Regions from separate parts of the Homo sapiens genome. Here region 1 is linked to region 2. A link is a loop called in an ENCODE intact Hi-C map of the cell type or tissue named here. Cell type or tissue: heart left ventricle. All regions are shown on one strand.

Evidence for each region. Peaks named below come from ENCODE experiments on the same cell type or tissue, not always from the same donor. Only the 100,000 strongest peaks of a DNase experiment are listed, where the experiment ranks them.
Region 1: a loop joins it to region 2, with 2.9 times the contacts of the local background. A loop is called at or near these places in 9 of 110 quality-filtered maps.

Annotation. Positions count from the first base shown.
Region 1 is chr10:3,497,610-3,505,609 of GRCh38, reverse strand. LINC02669 (long intergenic non-protein coding RNA 2669) reads left to right here and starts at 2,772. Exons shown (of 5, transcript NR_155743.1): 1 at 2,772-3,279; 2 at 6,376-6,426; 3 at 7,886-7,957. All of the region lies in intron 1 of LOC105376360 (a long non-coding RNA gene), which reads right to left. It overlaps LOC124902538 (a long non-coding RNA gene), which reads right to left. Exons shown (of 2, transcript XR_007062362.1): 2 at 4,418-4,943. In heart left ventricle, no CTCF peak of the experiment used is centred here; a DNase peak (open chromatin) is centred at 4,987; H3K27ac peaks cover 1,598 bases.
Region 2 is chr10:3,566,450-3,574,449 of GRCh38, reverse strand. The region is part of intron 1 of LOC105376360 (a long non-coding RNA gene); the gene reads right to left. Among named protein-coding and RNA genes, the nearest start is that of LINC02669, 68 kb to the right of the region's middle. In heart left ventricle, no CTCF peak of the experiment used is centred here; a DNase peak (open chromatin) is centred at 3,455; H3K27ac peaks cover 590 bases.

The DNA.
Region 1 (8,000 bases), 69 kb after region 2:
ATTAAGACAAAGTCTTGCTGTGCCCCCCAGGCTGGAGTGCAGTGGTCTGATCTCGGTTCACTGCAACTTCCGCCTCCCAGGTTCAAGCCATTCTCTTGCCTCAGCCTCCTGAGTAGCTGGGATTACAGGCATGTGCCACTACGCCCAGCTAATTTTTGTATTTTTAGTAGAGATGGGATTTCACTATGTTGGCCAGGCTGGTCTCAAACTCCTGACCTCAGGTGATCTGACTGCCTCAGCCTCCCAAAGTGCTGGGATTACAGGCATGAGCCACGGGGTGTCCAGTGATACTACTGTATAGAAGAATCTACTTCGCCTCTTTGTAAGTCTTTACACCTATGCTAGAATGTACCCCTGCTGGCTTTCAGCCAGCCTCTGACATAGGGCAAATGTGGGGAAAAGTCACAGCACAAGCTAGACTCCATCATATCCACAACAAGGTAAACTTGAACAGTTAAAGCATGGGGGTATGAAAATAATCTTACAAATCATAGTGGACATTCTCAGCTCCGCATGCATGCCAAGAATATTTTTGGGACCATAAAATATCAGTAGAGGGAATTTTAAAGATTATGTGGCCTAATCTATTAATTTCACAGATGAGACAACTGAGGCTTAGAAAGATTAAAAAGATGCATCTAAGTTGCATCGTGGCAAGGTGAGAACTAGAATTCAGTCCTCACTCAGCCCTGTACACTGTTTCTTTACCTAAGTATACATATAGAAAAAAACATATATCCTAATAACTTTTTGGACTACAGGATTTTTCCAATGGTACAGTCTTCCAAATTTAATACATTGATATTTTCTTTTCTTTTTTTTTTTTGAGACGGAGTTTCACTCTTATTGCCCAGGTTGGAGTGCAGTGGCGCGATCTCGGCTCACTGCAACTTCCTCCTCCCGGGTTCAAGCGATTCTCCTGCCTCAGCCTCCTGAGTAGCTGGGATCACAGGCATGCACCACCAAGCCCGGCTAATTTTGTATTTTTTTTTTTTTGGTAGATAAGGGGTTTCTCCATGTTGGTCAAGCTGGTCTCGAACTCCTGACCTCAGGGGATCCACCCACCTCAGCCTCCCAAAGTGCTGGGATTACAGGCATGAGCCACTGTGCCCAGCTGGTATTTTCATACTTTTTAAAACTTCTAAAAATATATGCACACACATAAAGACATCTTGATAATTCCTATGCATTGCTATCCAGTGCTTACACATAGACGGTGCATTCTCTGGAATTCACCCTGGGTCAGAGCCTTCTCACCTCCCAGCACAAGCCAGTAGCTTAAGCCTCAGTGTCCCAGCTTCGGTGCACTGGGCAGGAGATGGGTCTCCCAAGACCACTCAGCCATGTGGTTCCTTCAGCTCTCAGCACAGCCGAGTCCAGGCTGCAGGCTCTCCATCACAAGCCAACTACAGAGTGACACATGTTCTCTACACATGCCGTGACTGAATATGTTGTGTTCTGAAAATATTTGGGAGTTAATTTGTGTTTTGTGCCTAGTGCTTCATGGACCGGTGCTCATTGCATCCTTACAGCCATCTACAAGGGTGTCACCATTATTTGTATTTTATTAGACTTAGAGAGGTGAAGTGACTTGCTCAAAATAATACGGTTAGCAAATGACTGAACCCCGACCCAACAGGGAGAATGTGGGAAGAAATCAACAAAGCTTATTTAACAGGTATCTGCCAAGGGTTGGAAAAAATAAGATTTATTGTTGCTCCACTGAGCAGAACACAGCCCATCAGAGGTTACTGCACCTTCAACGACATGTGCTTTTGACTGACCCATCAAAACACTGGTGGCAAGAGCACTAAATAAGTTGCCTATCATACTTAATCTTTCCAGGATTCAAAGAGGAGTGTAGAGTGAAATGACCTATAAGACCCCTGAGCCTAAAATATAATCTAATGGACTCAGCTTTAAAGCGCTCATTGAGAGGATGGCCAAAAACCAGCCGCCACAGTGCGAAGCACGATTCCTCCACCATCCGCAGTCCACTCGCACAAATACCCTCAGTGAAACACTTCTTTCTCTCCACCCACTTTTGAGTAGGATGAAATGGCACATTCCATTTTCAAAGTGGGCAGCTTGCACGTATCAGCAGTGCCAGGAATTTGGAAAACGATAACGTGGAACCCACAGTAACTTGCTGGCTGAATTTACTCACCCAGGTGACCCAGGTCGATGAGGGCTTCAGAGCCACGGGGATTTTAAATGCCGCTTCAAAGCCAACAAGGAGCAGAACCAGTGCTGATTCGTGTTTATGATAATGACATTTGAAAGGCTAAAAATTACAAAGTTGTTTACAGAGATGGACTTAGAAAATAATTGTATCTAATGTCTCATAAACATAAAAGAAAGTTATTTTGTAGTAGATGATTGAAAAGAAAAAATCTCCTTTAAAAAGGAAATAAATATACTAGTTTCAGACAGAAACAACTTCAAAGGCAATCAGAAAATTCAGTGGAATTTTAAAGAGGGAATCTCACTCAAAGAATTCTCTAAAATTGCCTAAACTTAAAAGCATTATTTTTCTCGAGACATTTAATTTAGATTGCATACCAAACCCTGTAATAAACCTCCTGCAAAGAAATAATAATAGACCATAGGCATTATATATGTTCACTGTTCACTGCGTGTAAATACAATGATTGACCTTCCATCAACAGACAAGAGGCATAACTCCATGGCAACAGAGAAATAGAGGTCACAATCATATTTTCCAAGGCAATTTTTGGCCCTCGGGGGATTCACTGTTATACTTGGAGGCCATGTCACCTGAGAGTCAATGGGCAACGATCAAATTTCACCTTGAGCAGATTCTTTTGTTTGCTTTTTAGTCACAAATAGCTTGGCCCTAAGTGGTGGCTCCCATTCTTGTAAGATGCGTTTATTCATCGTGTAATCACCAGTTCCCTGTAGTGGGGGCGTGGATGGAGTGTCAGAGGCTCCTGCTGGTCTTTAGGGTGTCTGGCCTCCAGGAATCCTAGAGGTAGTATTTGGAGAGATTTTTAAAAGCTTTGTTTCTGTGACCAGCAAAACCTGGATTTGACACTGAGGTCAGCCCGTTTCAGCCAGTGACGTAACCTGTCTTTTTGCCCCAGTAAATTGGGAACTACAGCACTCGATGTTAGAGTTGTCGTGAAGATTAAAGAAGGTGACGACTGGACAACTCCCAGCCCAATACCTGAAACTGTACCAGCACCCAGTGAGCACTGCTATTCCTGTGACTGCTGCACATTTGCCTTATCTCAGCAGTATGCCTGTGTCACTTTTTTGGTAAGATAGAGACCATTTTAAAATATGAAATATAAATATATTATTTAAACAATTTCCCCTTGGCTCATATAGGTTGAAACAGAAATTATTTCATGGGTTGTGAAGTTGAATGAGACTCACTACTAAGTTTTTATGTAACATAGGAATAAAAATTATTGTTATATCACTGGTGCAGATACATAAAATGTACAGATGCATAAATGTTAATATGTGTGTGTATATATATGTATAAGTTTAGTCATTTCATAGATCGTGGGTAAATGACATTAACAAGCAAAATACATTGGAGAATTTCATTTGTTCTGAATAATAAATATATTACAGAAACAAAACTGCAGTATCAAAAGACAGCACTTTAGCAAGTATGGAGTTTGTAATAAAAGGCTTTTTTGTAGGCTAACGTCAAGACTTTCACAGTAGTTTAACTGAAGAATCTGCAAAATTTAACAGTTATTCCAATCCCTTCTATGTTAAGGATTACCCTTCAATCAATGTCTCATTTTCTCTCTAAAATCTATTGAAAAAGAAAAAAAAAAACACAACAGAACCAGGATTGTTCCTCTGGCTAATGGTGTCACACGTAAAATGCTCAATCACAGCGTGATTTGAAAAGGCTCAAAGCAGAACTTCTAAATTTGAGCTGCTATTGATTTCCCTGGAAACTGAAGGAAAGAGGCCGATTGCTATTTGACAGTGAGGTTAGAATTTTTATAAAATATTTTCTCTTTTAAAAATCCATAATATATTTCTTTTCTTTTTTTTTTTTTTTGAGAGTTTTGCTCTCGTTGCCCGGGCTGGTGTGTGTGATGCGATCTCGGCTCACTGCAATCTCCACCTCCCAGGTTCAAGCAATTCTCCTGCTTCAGCCTCCCATGTAACTGGGATTACAGGTGCCCACCATCATGCCCGGCTAATTTTTGTATTTTTAGTAGAGATGGGGTTTCACCATATTGGCCAGGCTGGTCTCGAACTCCCAACCTCAGGTGATCCACCCGCCTTGGTCTCCCAGAGTGCTTCAATTACAGGCATGAGTCACCGTGCCCAGCCAAAAATCCATAATATATTTCTATAATTGTCTTCTTTACTGTGAGTTCTCCAAGTCAAACAACTATGTATATTAAAACAATGATGTATATCATAAAATTTACATGATTGGTCTTTATTAAACAATCCTTCACTCTCTTCTCCTCTGAACATGATGAACCTCCCTAAGGAATAAAGTCAGGACATTTTAAGGGTTTGAGCAAATGAATCATTTCATCTTCAATTTCAGAAAATAGGTCTTCATGAAAGCAAAAGGAAATCTGATTTTCCAAGTGATATGACACATCAGGAGAAACACGGGCTTCTAAAGAATATACACACTTAAAAATGGATTATTTACAATTTTTAAGCATAAAACACACATCAGGAGAAACACAGGCTTCTAGAGAATACACACACTTAAAAATGGATTATTCACAATTTTTAAGCATAAAACAAGACACAGTGTGTGCACACACGTGCACTGCTGATTTCTGTTGCTGGAGGCACGGCGCTGTCTTCGGGGTTGTCGTCATTGCTAGCTGGTCAACACCGCACTTGTGTTGTAGCCTTCAAGGCCGAACCCTGGTTTCTGACATCACTTGGCAGGGTTGCTATGGGAACAGTGGCTTTGTGTGTCCCTGAGGGAACAAAGGGGGATTGCCATTAGCGGACTTCAGAGCGGGCCTGGTGCCCTATTGGTACAGGATCGCAGAACAGCACATTCAACGTTATCGCCAAGGCAAAATTCCATTCATGCTTCACATGTCTTCTTCCAGCAAACACGTCTTTGAGTGCATGTTATTGCCACAGCTTTGGGACAGGGGCCAGGACAACAGGGAGACTTTTCAGGGCTGGGCAGGGATCGCCCGTCAAGAGCAAGGGGCAGGGTTTTGAATCATGTCTTTTGTCTTCTGAATCCCAAATGACGGCTGTTTCCAGGAAATTTCAGTTTCTTTTGTCATTTTTTTTTTTTTAAATCTTGGGGTATGTGTAAGACTAATTTTAAAGTCCATGAACAATCAGTCAGATAACAGTCTGACTTTCCCAACTCCTGCCCAAAACCAAAATTAGCTAAACTCAGGCACCTGGCTAATGGATACAGACCGCCCTCATGAAAAATTAGGGACAATTTAAGAAATCTATTTAATAGATTTAACAATGACTTATTATTTAATAATATTTAATAAAGATTAAAGTTACAGCTATTATGCCCAGCAAGTTCTCTCATATAACTATATAATTGTTCACAGACAGAATATCTTCATTTAGGACATTCCCTTTATTAATTTGACCTTAAAATATTTTGACTTTATTATGCATGTCATAAGTATATGATTAATTTAGAGAAAAATTAGCACATAAATATAAGTATCATTCAGATCAAGTAATAGAACATTATTACCATTCCAGAACCCTCCTTCCTACCCTTGCAATCATAGCCCTTCAAAAGGTAACCAGGCAAGGCACAGTGGCTCATGCCTGTAATCCTAGCACCTTGGGAGGCCGAGGTAGGAGGAGTGCTTGAACTCAGGAGTTCAAGACCAGCCTGGGCAACATGGCAAAACTCAATCTCTACCAAAAAAAAAGAATAATAAATAAATACAAAAATTAGCTGGATGTGGTGGTGTGCGCCTATAGTCCCAGCTAGTGGGGAGCCTGAAGTGGGAGGATGGCTTGAGCCAGAGAGGCTGCAGTGAGCCAAGATCATGCCACTGCACTCCAGCCTGGGCAACAGAGTGAGACCCTGTCTCAAAACAAAACAAAACAGAACAAAACAAAACACTATAGGTAGCCACTATTCTGATGTCTGTCATTATAAACTTATTTTACTGGTTTTTTCTTTATATAAATAGAATTATACGTATCAAAGAGAGTATACTGACTCAGCAATCTGTCTTATGGGTGTGCATCTGTAGTTATTTTTCATTGCTGTCTACGTTCCCTGGTATGACTATAAACACGATGTAGCGTAATACTATTCATGGACATTTGAGCTGTTTCCAGCTTGGGGCTATTTATGGAAAAAGCTACTCTAAACATTTTCACCAGTATCTTTTCTCTTGGTACTAGGCACTCTTTTCTCATGGGTACATTCAGAGAAGAGGAATGTTTGTTCACTGGGTAAGCCTAAATTCCTTTTAGTAGATACTGCAAATAGTTCCACAAAGTACCCTTTCCAGGTAGATGAGGCTCTGGCCAGAGTTAATGAGAGCTCTTCTTTGTCGACACTTTTAATTGTCAGATTTTTTTTGTTTGTTTTTTGCTTTTTTTGTGCCATTTTGGCAGGTGTGCTGTCTCATTTTCATTCATTCACTGTCATTTTAATTTGTACTCAGATGATCCTTGGTGCCCACCATTCAGAGCACTTATTTGGAGGATGTGTGTGTAGTGAAGTTTTCAGCCCATTTTGCCTTCAATTGAATGTTCTTTTCCTATTAGTTTGTAGTAGTTCTTCATATATATATTCTATGTGTGAACCTTTGTTGAATATATATACCATAATTATCTTCTATACTGTGGTTTGCCTTTTGATTCTCTTAATGGTATATTCTGTAACACAGAGTTCTAGTTTAAAGCACTAGTTTTCAGTCTTTTTTTCTTCTGTGGTAAGTCCTCTGTGTATATGTTTATTGTTTTAGAAATCTTTGATTTCTTCAAGGTCTTCTCAGTATTTTTTCATGACCGCTTTTAGAAAAGATTTTTGATTTTTCTTATTTCAATACAAAACACCTGGAACGATTTTTGTTTATTGTGTGAGGTAGAGATCAAAGGCTTTTTAAAAATATGGATATATAATGGAAACAATCCATACTTATAAGAAAGATTGCTTTCCCTCAATGCATAGCAAAGAGTTTTTTTTCCCCTCTTCTTTCTTTCCCCACGAATCATGTGAATAGTAAGCGTGGGTTTTCTTCTGCACTCTATTCTATGACACTGACCTATTTGTCTATTCTCACACCAATCAGCACTATGCCATTTTCATTGCTGCAGCTTTAACAAGGTTTGAGATCTGAGAGTAAAAGACCTCTAAGCTTGTTTTATATTCTCAATTTGTCTTCATTATTTTTTATCCTTTTTGTTTTCATACACATTTTAGGATCAGCTTTTCAATTTGTAAAATAGAAGGGCTGAGATTATGAGAGGAGTTACACTGAATTTTTAAATCAATTTAGGAGAATAAACTTAATTACAATATTGATTCTTAGAATCCTTCAATAATGTATGCTGTTTATTTTCTTAAGACTTCTTGAATATCTCTCAGTAATGTTTACAGTTTTCTGTGTAAAAGACTCTTGCACACATGACTTTTATTCCTAGAAATTTTATTTTTTCTGCTACTGTAAAAGTTTTCACTTTAAATAAAATTTTTACACAGTTCATTAAAGTATATGGAAACACACCTGATTTCTCACATTAGCCTTTCATCGGTAATGCTGTTAAACTCACTGACTTATTCTAATAGTTGATCTGTATATCCGAATATATTTTCTATCTACACAATCATGCTGATAATGCAAAATGACAGTTTTACTTTATCTTTCCAATTCTCACGACTTTTCCTTTGTTTGCCTTATTGCAGTGAAGAGAACATCCCGTGTACTATCGTGTAGAAGTTGTAGTAGACGCTGTGGTCTTTCCAACAACAAACAAAGTAAGTTTTCGAAGTTTTATTATCAAGTATGATAACCTCTGTA
Region 2 (8,000 bases):
CACATCTCTAAAGCAGGATTGTGAGAAAACTCTAACTACAAGTTGAAGAATCTCAGCTCCATTTATGTGAAATTGCTTAACACCAACCTAAGAGCTAGGCTTATTGAGGAGAAATAGAAGCACTCTTGGGTAAAAGGCAAAATGGTTTATATAATGGAATATCTTGCATAACAAATGAAAAGTTTTGCAGGGCTGTACATAAGTATGCAATCAAAAGGAAGGACGTAATTCACTTTTATCTTTCCAGAATCTGCTTTGACCTTCAAACAAAATCACTCGCGTTGGTATTCTCTGCAGTACCTGCGTCCTCCTCTGCACATAGTTGGTGCTTAGTAAATGTTTTTTGGTTTAATTAAACTTTCTAGTTAATACTCATATTTTAAACTATTTTGTTATAAGCTAGACTCTGGTTAGAATATGAAGAGAAATGCTTGCGAGGAGTCCATTGATGAACGCTATTTTTAATATATTTTATGAATTACCTGGTGGTGTTAAGAGAATGATTTTGCAGCTCAGATTCTGTAATTCTGTAGCTCACCAGCATTTTGTGTAAACTCAGTGAAGAACTTTAGCCTCCCTGTGCCTCGATGTCATCATTTGGGAATGAGAACCCGCAGGCTGTGAGTTGAAGTCACCTCCAACCGCATGATGACCGGGAGTTTGAAAGCAGCCTGACACCCGGCCACCAGGAACTCTAACCCTGTCGAATCTCCAACACATTACGGACAGGCCCCTGCTCCTCTGCTCATTTCTGAAACTTATTTTTAGACACTGCTTCTCCCCCACCCACCTGTCCTCACAGGACTGTGCGCTCTGGTTTGGGAACAGGGATTTGAGCTTTAGCCAAAGGGGTGTCAATGGCAGGTGCTGAAATACATCTGAACATATCTCACCCCTGAGTCCTCCTGAGGATAGAAAAAGGCACAACCTGGTATCACAGAATCTTTTATTACGGGTATGGTGATAATTCCGAGTATTTGTTCCCTAATTTTATGCAAAGCATAGGCTGTCAGTGAGAGATCAAGAATGAGTTTATGAAACAAAATAAAAACTCCACGAAGTGTCGGGGTGCACGTAGCTTCGATTTGGAACCCCTTGAAGCGATTGTAATGCAAAGAGGAAAGTGTTTTTTTCCCCACCATTTTTGTCAAAGTTTAACTTGGCATTGCCACATCCCTAGTGTCTTGTAGGGAGGCAACATCAGCTCAAGGGAGAAGGCCTCTTGGTTTAAGGAAGGAGACCTCTGTTGAGGCTCACAGATGTCCGAGTTGCTGAATATCCTGGGTGAACAGGTAGGAATAAGAGCCAATTGGTAAGGTCTATAAAGGGATTTGACTCAGATAAAATACACCTTCCACATTAACATTTATTCCCATCTTCTCACGTTAACTCTTAGGGCCTGGTTCTTTGCATGTGGGAGATGCTCAGTGGTTTTTTGAAAATCATATAGTGTTTCTTCTAACTCTGTGACTGTGAATGCATTTGTATTTTAATTGGAAGGTTAAAATACCATGAGCTATTATGGGCTATTAGGACCTAATTTTGCTGCAAGAATGAGTAGAAAAAAATGGCCCATATCTTTAATGTAGGGAAGGTAGGAGGACTTTTTGGAAAATGTAATCCAAATTTTGATCTTAAAAAGATATGAGCCATGGACTTGGATTATGCACTGTCAAAATCAGTCTAATGTGTTATTACCTCAGGAGAAAAAGTTAACCATTCTTAGAACGATCTAACCTGGTGTTTAAAAATAGAAACAAAATATTTTCCTACTCTTCAAAAGCTATGTTGCAGCTGTTCATGGGAAACTTTGCATGTATCATCCCTCATCTTGCTTTTATAGACAGACAGATACATTCTTTCAATATGGGAAGAACGGGGAACCAAATGTTAGGAGGAGGTGGCTGGAATGTCTTCCTTGTAAGAACTGACTGAAAAAATTAGAGTTCTTTTGTCTGAAAGATGAAGGCCGAGGTGAAGAAATGATCAAAGTTTGTAAATTCATGAAAGGCATTGCTAACGTGATCATGGACCTCTTAGCCAAATCCCAGAATATTTAAACTGTGGCGTCAGCCTTTGAAGTTTGAAGAGGGTAGTTTTAGGATAGATGAAAGGAAGTCCTTTCATACAGCAGAAAGGAAATTTATGGAAGTTTTCAGAAGTTACAGGCAGAAAATACTGCCTACACATTTTTAGGGGACAGGATCGATCTGTTTAAGTCTCTTGTGAGGAAGATTGTGTTACATGCAGAGCCTTTTAAGGGAATAGAAAGAGTCCATGTTCCTTATGAGACTCTCTTAGTTTCACTCTCTAGGTTATAATACATAGGGAGGAAAAATTACTTGTTCTAAGATGTTCATAATGGTTAATAAATGTTCATGTATGGAGCTAGGGTAAAAATACGAACATGACACCTGTCAGTGCCTACTCAGGCTGTGATTTCTGAACTTTCTGTTTTTAGAAGAGATTGGTGTTCTCCAACTGGGGTCACTGGAACTTCTGTCTTCATAGGAGACCTGACTTCCATTTGCCTCTGATGCTCAGGCACAGCCCTCGGACGTGGACATCATCAAACGTCCTCTTCGCCTTGGAAGGGGGCAAACAAAATCCATATTTCAACTCCATTTTCTCACTGGGAGGAGAGAGGGGCAGGTAAAACCCATATTTCCACTTCATTTTCTTTATATAGTTTGATCTCATTGTATCTAAATAATGACTTCTTAGCAACACATTCTTTTCACACGTGGGCTCTGCATCTTGATTTAGATGATTTCCACGGAAATACCTTTCCTTCCTTCCTGGCCATCTGTTTAAGTTGGACCATCATCCACCCGGGATCTATCAAGAGCTGGGCAGCACTCCGATTTCACACACGTTTCTGATCACTCTTCCTAACAATCCGGGCAAGCACACAGGGCAGAAGTCACGGACGGGCCACCTGGGCGGGCGCTCCGGCCCAAGCTTAGCAGGGCCCCATGCTGGGTTCTTTAATGCCCCCTCGTCACTGCCTTGAAATTCTTAACCTTGCTTGTTCATGGGGCCTGCATGTTCATTTTGCACTGGGTCTTGCAGATTCTGGAGGGGGTCTTGGAGAAATGTCCTTTAATCCCCGTTAACAAATGAAGAAAGGAATGATCGGAACCAGCGAGCCGCTCATCTAGCACAGGGACTCGCCAAGGGAGCGGCTGAGAGGAGTTGTCACCTTCGCAGAGAGGCCCTGCAGGCCGTCTTCCACAGTGGGAGGCCACTGGCCACACCCCCAAGGAGAACACAGCGTTGTCCCCAGTGGCACTGCTGTAGGGAGGGCAGGTTTTCCAGATGCTGGGGAAGCACAGTACTTTCTGCATTTCAGTAAAGACTCATTTCTTCTCGTTGACCTTGGACGGCCCTGCCGGATAGGAGGTGGGGACTGGCACTGGGGACAAACATGGCTCAACACACTTTCAAACACGATGCACAGCCTCGATGAAGCCAGCCAGCCCTTTTGGCTCGAGCCCCACATTCCCTGCAAATGAGTGTTCTGTACTGAAGGACAATTTCCCCCTCACTGGGGCCTTCCTGTGGCCCCTCAGCCCCTGCCCCTGTCCCCAAGGCTGTGCAGGGTGTGCTGGGCACTAGGGGACAGTGACCCCGCTGTGGTATCAGTGCTCAGGAGCAGAACAATGATGCCATTTTCTTCGCTGAAAGGTCTTTTTTCAAAGCAAAATAAAATGCCCAAGGCTCGAGGGCCTTTGTTTTTTGGCTGAAATGTCTCTGTCCTCCCAGCAGGTTCCTGTTTTGTGACAATTCCTGCCAAAAGGTGTTTGACAGGCTTGGCTCCCCAGTGACCACTCCCTGGGACAGGCCTGCTGCCCACCGATAAAATAAGAGGTGCCGCCCAAGACCCCTGTCCTCTCAGGGCTCTGGTGTTTAAAGTCTCCATTGCATGTCATCCTTTATCTCCCCACAGCTGCTGCCTGGGTGAATGAAACATTTAATGCCTTGCTTCTTGTTTTAAGTGATGTTTCAGCTAATAGCAGCAGCTGAGTAGCCAGATGGAAAGACAAGGGCTAATGCAGTGACCGAAAGGTCTTTACAGTCGAGGCTGCTGGAAGAACACAAAAGAGAAGTTGTTTTGCCCAAGAAGAGGAAGGGGCGCTTGCTTTGAAACTTCCTTTGCTCCACCGTCTAGTTTGCACCATGGCCCAGGATGACCGTGGGCAGCTTTGCACAGCTAGCGTGAAGCCGTCTCTGCCATCGTGTGCATCTGTGTTACATGTTTGAGAATGGAAGGCCGCTCCTAGGCAGTGCTGGCTGCAGGGAAGGGGACACGAACTTAGCTTAGTGCCCTAGGGTCCTGGGCTTGGCCGTCTGCATGATTTCCAGGATGATGGTGGGCAGCTTTGCACAGCTGGCGTGAAGCCGTCTCTGCCATCGGGTGCCTCTGTGTTACATGTTTGAGAATGGAAGGCCGCTCCTAGGCAGTGCTGGCTGCAGGGAAGGGGACATGAACTTAGCTTAGTGCCCTACGGTCCTGGGCTTGGCCGTCTGCATGATTTCCAGGATGATGGTGGGCAGCTTTGCACAGCTAGCGTGAAGCCATCTCTGCCATCGGGTGCCTCTGTGTTACATGTTTGAGAATGGAAGGCGGCTCCTGGGCAGTGCTGGCTGCAGGGAATGGGACACGAACTTAGCTTAGCCCTCTGCTGTCCTGGCCTTGGCCATCTGCATGATTTCTTCACAAGGGGACCCACATTTTCGTTTTGTTTGAGTCCCACAGATTTTGTCCCCAGCACTGCCTGTTAGTGTTTCCTACCAACACTAAGGCTCAGCACGGAAGGCCCCAAACTCCTTTTCTTTATGATATGAAATCACTGCGTTTCTACTTAAAATTAGATGTTATGTGCACGTGCACTATTGGGTGTGTATATGTCTGTTTTTTTTCCTTTTTTACTTTCCAAGCCTTTTCTTATTGATATATAGTAGATGTACATATTTGGGGGTACCTGTAATAATCTAATACTTCCATGTAATCAAATGGTAACTGGGATATCCATCACCTTAAATATTTATCTTTTAGTTACACTGTGTCTGTTTTTAAAGAGGTGCTTGTGAATCAGAGAAAAGAATGCTGGCAGGTGTATTTTGAATTAGAGTGATAAAAATAATAGAAAAACTTCCGAGTGAATTTCACATCCATTTGCAGTCATTGTTGCTCCATCTGTTCCAATGTAATGTGATATTTCTTACCTTCACCTCGAACGTCATGTTCTTGGATTAGATTTCAGTTTATTCACTCAGTACATGATACAATGGCTGGCCTGTTCCTCACAGGTGCATACTGAAATGAGGTGCCTTGCCCATATTATTATGGGCACATAATAATATGTGCCCATAATATTATCACAGCTCCAACCTCTACTACCAGGAAGCAAAAGGCTCACTTTTTTTTAAGTTATAAATTTTGGTAAAATTTTTCACTTTTTTTAAGTTGTAAATTTTGGTAAATTTTCTTTAAAGGGACTCTGTATGGAGCCATTGACCATGCAATCTATGCGATGGGCATGCTTGCGTTTCTAGGTGGCTTTTAATTGTAAAGGACACTAGATTTTAGAACACATGCAGGTAGTGAAATGGCTACATTTGTAAGAGGAAGAAGAAGGGTGGCAGGAGAGAGAGCCCATGTTCCTCACGGCTCTGTGTCCCAAAGCTGGCCCCAGGGCAGGTAAGGACAGGGAATTTGGGACTTGACCTTCATCTTGGTATTCGTCCCACAGTTCTAGGGTCTGGTTTGCCAGATCCTATACGGTTGGGGGGTGGTTTGCACACTTCCTGTGTTAAGGACCAGATAGTATCTATTTCAGTCTTTGTGCACTGTAACGTCTCGGTTGCTGCTACTCAACTCTGTGGCCACTGCATAAAAGCGGCATGGGCACTGTAAACCAATGAGCATAGCTGTGTTCCAACAGGAACAATCAAAAATAACAACAACCTGCTCCTCGTGCTTGTCAGATATGGTGGCCCTGATAGCTCAAGCACAAGGAATGATCAATTTTTTATACATTCTGCCATGCTGAGAGAAGGACCTAAAAAAGTCCATGCAGAGAAGTAAATGGCAAATAAGCTTCATTTATAACCTTCCCTGAGACATACATGTCTGTGCACACAGGTGGTGTGGGTGAAGGGTTAAGGACTGAAAGAGGCATGGCTCTGGTTGGACTTGAGACAAATGCGTGAAGCCTCAATATGTAGTGGATGAGCCAGTGAGGGCCTGTGAGGCCTTTTCACGCCTTGTGTTCCTGCCATACAGACCATGCCTCCTCTTCTACCAAAGGCCGGTCAATTCTCTCTCAAGGAGTGGACGATGCTACCCAGAAGGATTCTCTGAAAAGATGCAAATCTATTAGGAGGTGCTAATTTAATTTAATTTAGCATTAAATAAACTAGATCCACCAGGAGACAATGAAAAGCAGCTTCTTTCTTCCCCAGGTCTGTCCCTCTGCTGGCGTTTCCTCCCCAGAGATGGAATTCCAGGCAGGTTCCTGGAGGGATGGGCATAGACACCACTGGGTCTCCTGCGCATGAGGCCTCTGGATAGACTCCCTCTCAGCAGAGGGACCCAGCTGTCATGCACGAGGCCCACATCCAGCAAGTGCATACTGTGGTCCCATTGTCAGTAAAAGGGTATGGCCTCTCTCCCGTCTGAAAGATCCAGCCAGACTCACCTTTATCCTTTCTCAGGCATAAGTCAAATATTAGTCACTTCTTCCTCAGATCCCAGGGATGTGGCTCAAGCTCTTTAACTGCTTTTTGTGAGGCTTATCTGACTTATCCTGAGGTGAGAAGGGAGCAATTCCCTTCTCCCGTGGGGTAAGCAGAGGCAGGGCAGGCGCTTTCCAAACCTCCTCAGCCCCTCACTGCTGATGTTGTCACCTTCCCGTATATCATGGTGAAGGTGATGATGCAGTAGCTCTGCCCACGGTGCTCCCCTGTTCCCCTGTCTCCACAGCCTGAGTAGAGTGTCCAGCAGCCACCTGCAGTGGGCGAAAGTCCTTTGTGCCTGTGGTTGTTGTTGGTGGTGGTAGTGGTGCAGTTGGGAGCTTCTGCTGAAAATTTTAGGACAACAAGAGAAGCACGTCTAGCACCCAGTTACATCTGCAAACAGCCACAGCAGCAGAGCCAGCAGCTTTGCAAATGAACATGCACAAATTCTTTTGCTTCCATTTTGCTTTCTAGGTACCAGTAAGATAAGACAGAAAATGAAGAAAGGAGATAAGAGAAAAAAAAAGATGTCTGACTAAATGAGGTAAGCAAAAGCTTGCCTATCTCTTCATTATGATAAAAAAAGTATTTTCCTTTAAGAAATGTTTTTAACTGCTATCAAAAATAATCAGAGGAGGGAAAATGTGCCCTTGTAATATTTCTGGGCTTTCTTTATGTTCTTGGGCTGTTCCTATCATTTCTCTATGAGTTTGATCTGCAGCAGGTAAGAAACAGAGCCTAATGGAGCGGCACCTTGCCTTCATGTCATCAGTTCCAGCAGCTGGTCCTTGGCTCACACTGAAGAAAGAGAATGAAGCACCACTTCCTGTGAAGAAGGGTTTGTTTTGAGACAACATTGATCTCCTGTATGCTGCCAAGACATTATGTAATCAAGTGCTCTACATTTAATGTATGCATGGTGTCATGGGGCTGCTGTCATCTTTGACAAAACAATATGCTTTTTAAATGTCTACTTTTGCAGTGTGCAGTGGCTCATGCCTGTAACACCAACACTTTGGGAGGCCAAAGCAGGTGAACTGCTTGAGCCCAGGAGTTTGAGACCAGCCTGGGCAACATGAGACCTCATCTCTACAAAAAATACAAAAATTAGCCAGGCATGGTGGCAGACACCTGTAGTCCCAGCTACTCAGGAGGCTGAGGTGAGAGGGTCGAGTGAGTCTGGGAGGTGGCAGCTGCAGCATATGGCACCCCTGTGCTCCAGCCTGGGTGACAGAGTCAGACCCTGTCTCAAAACAAAC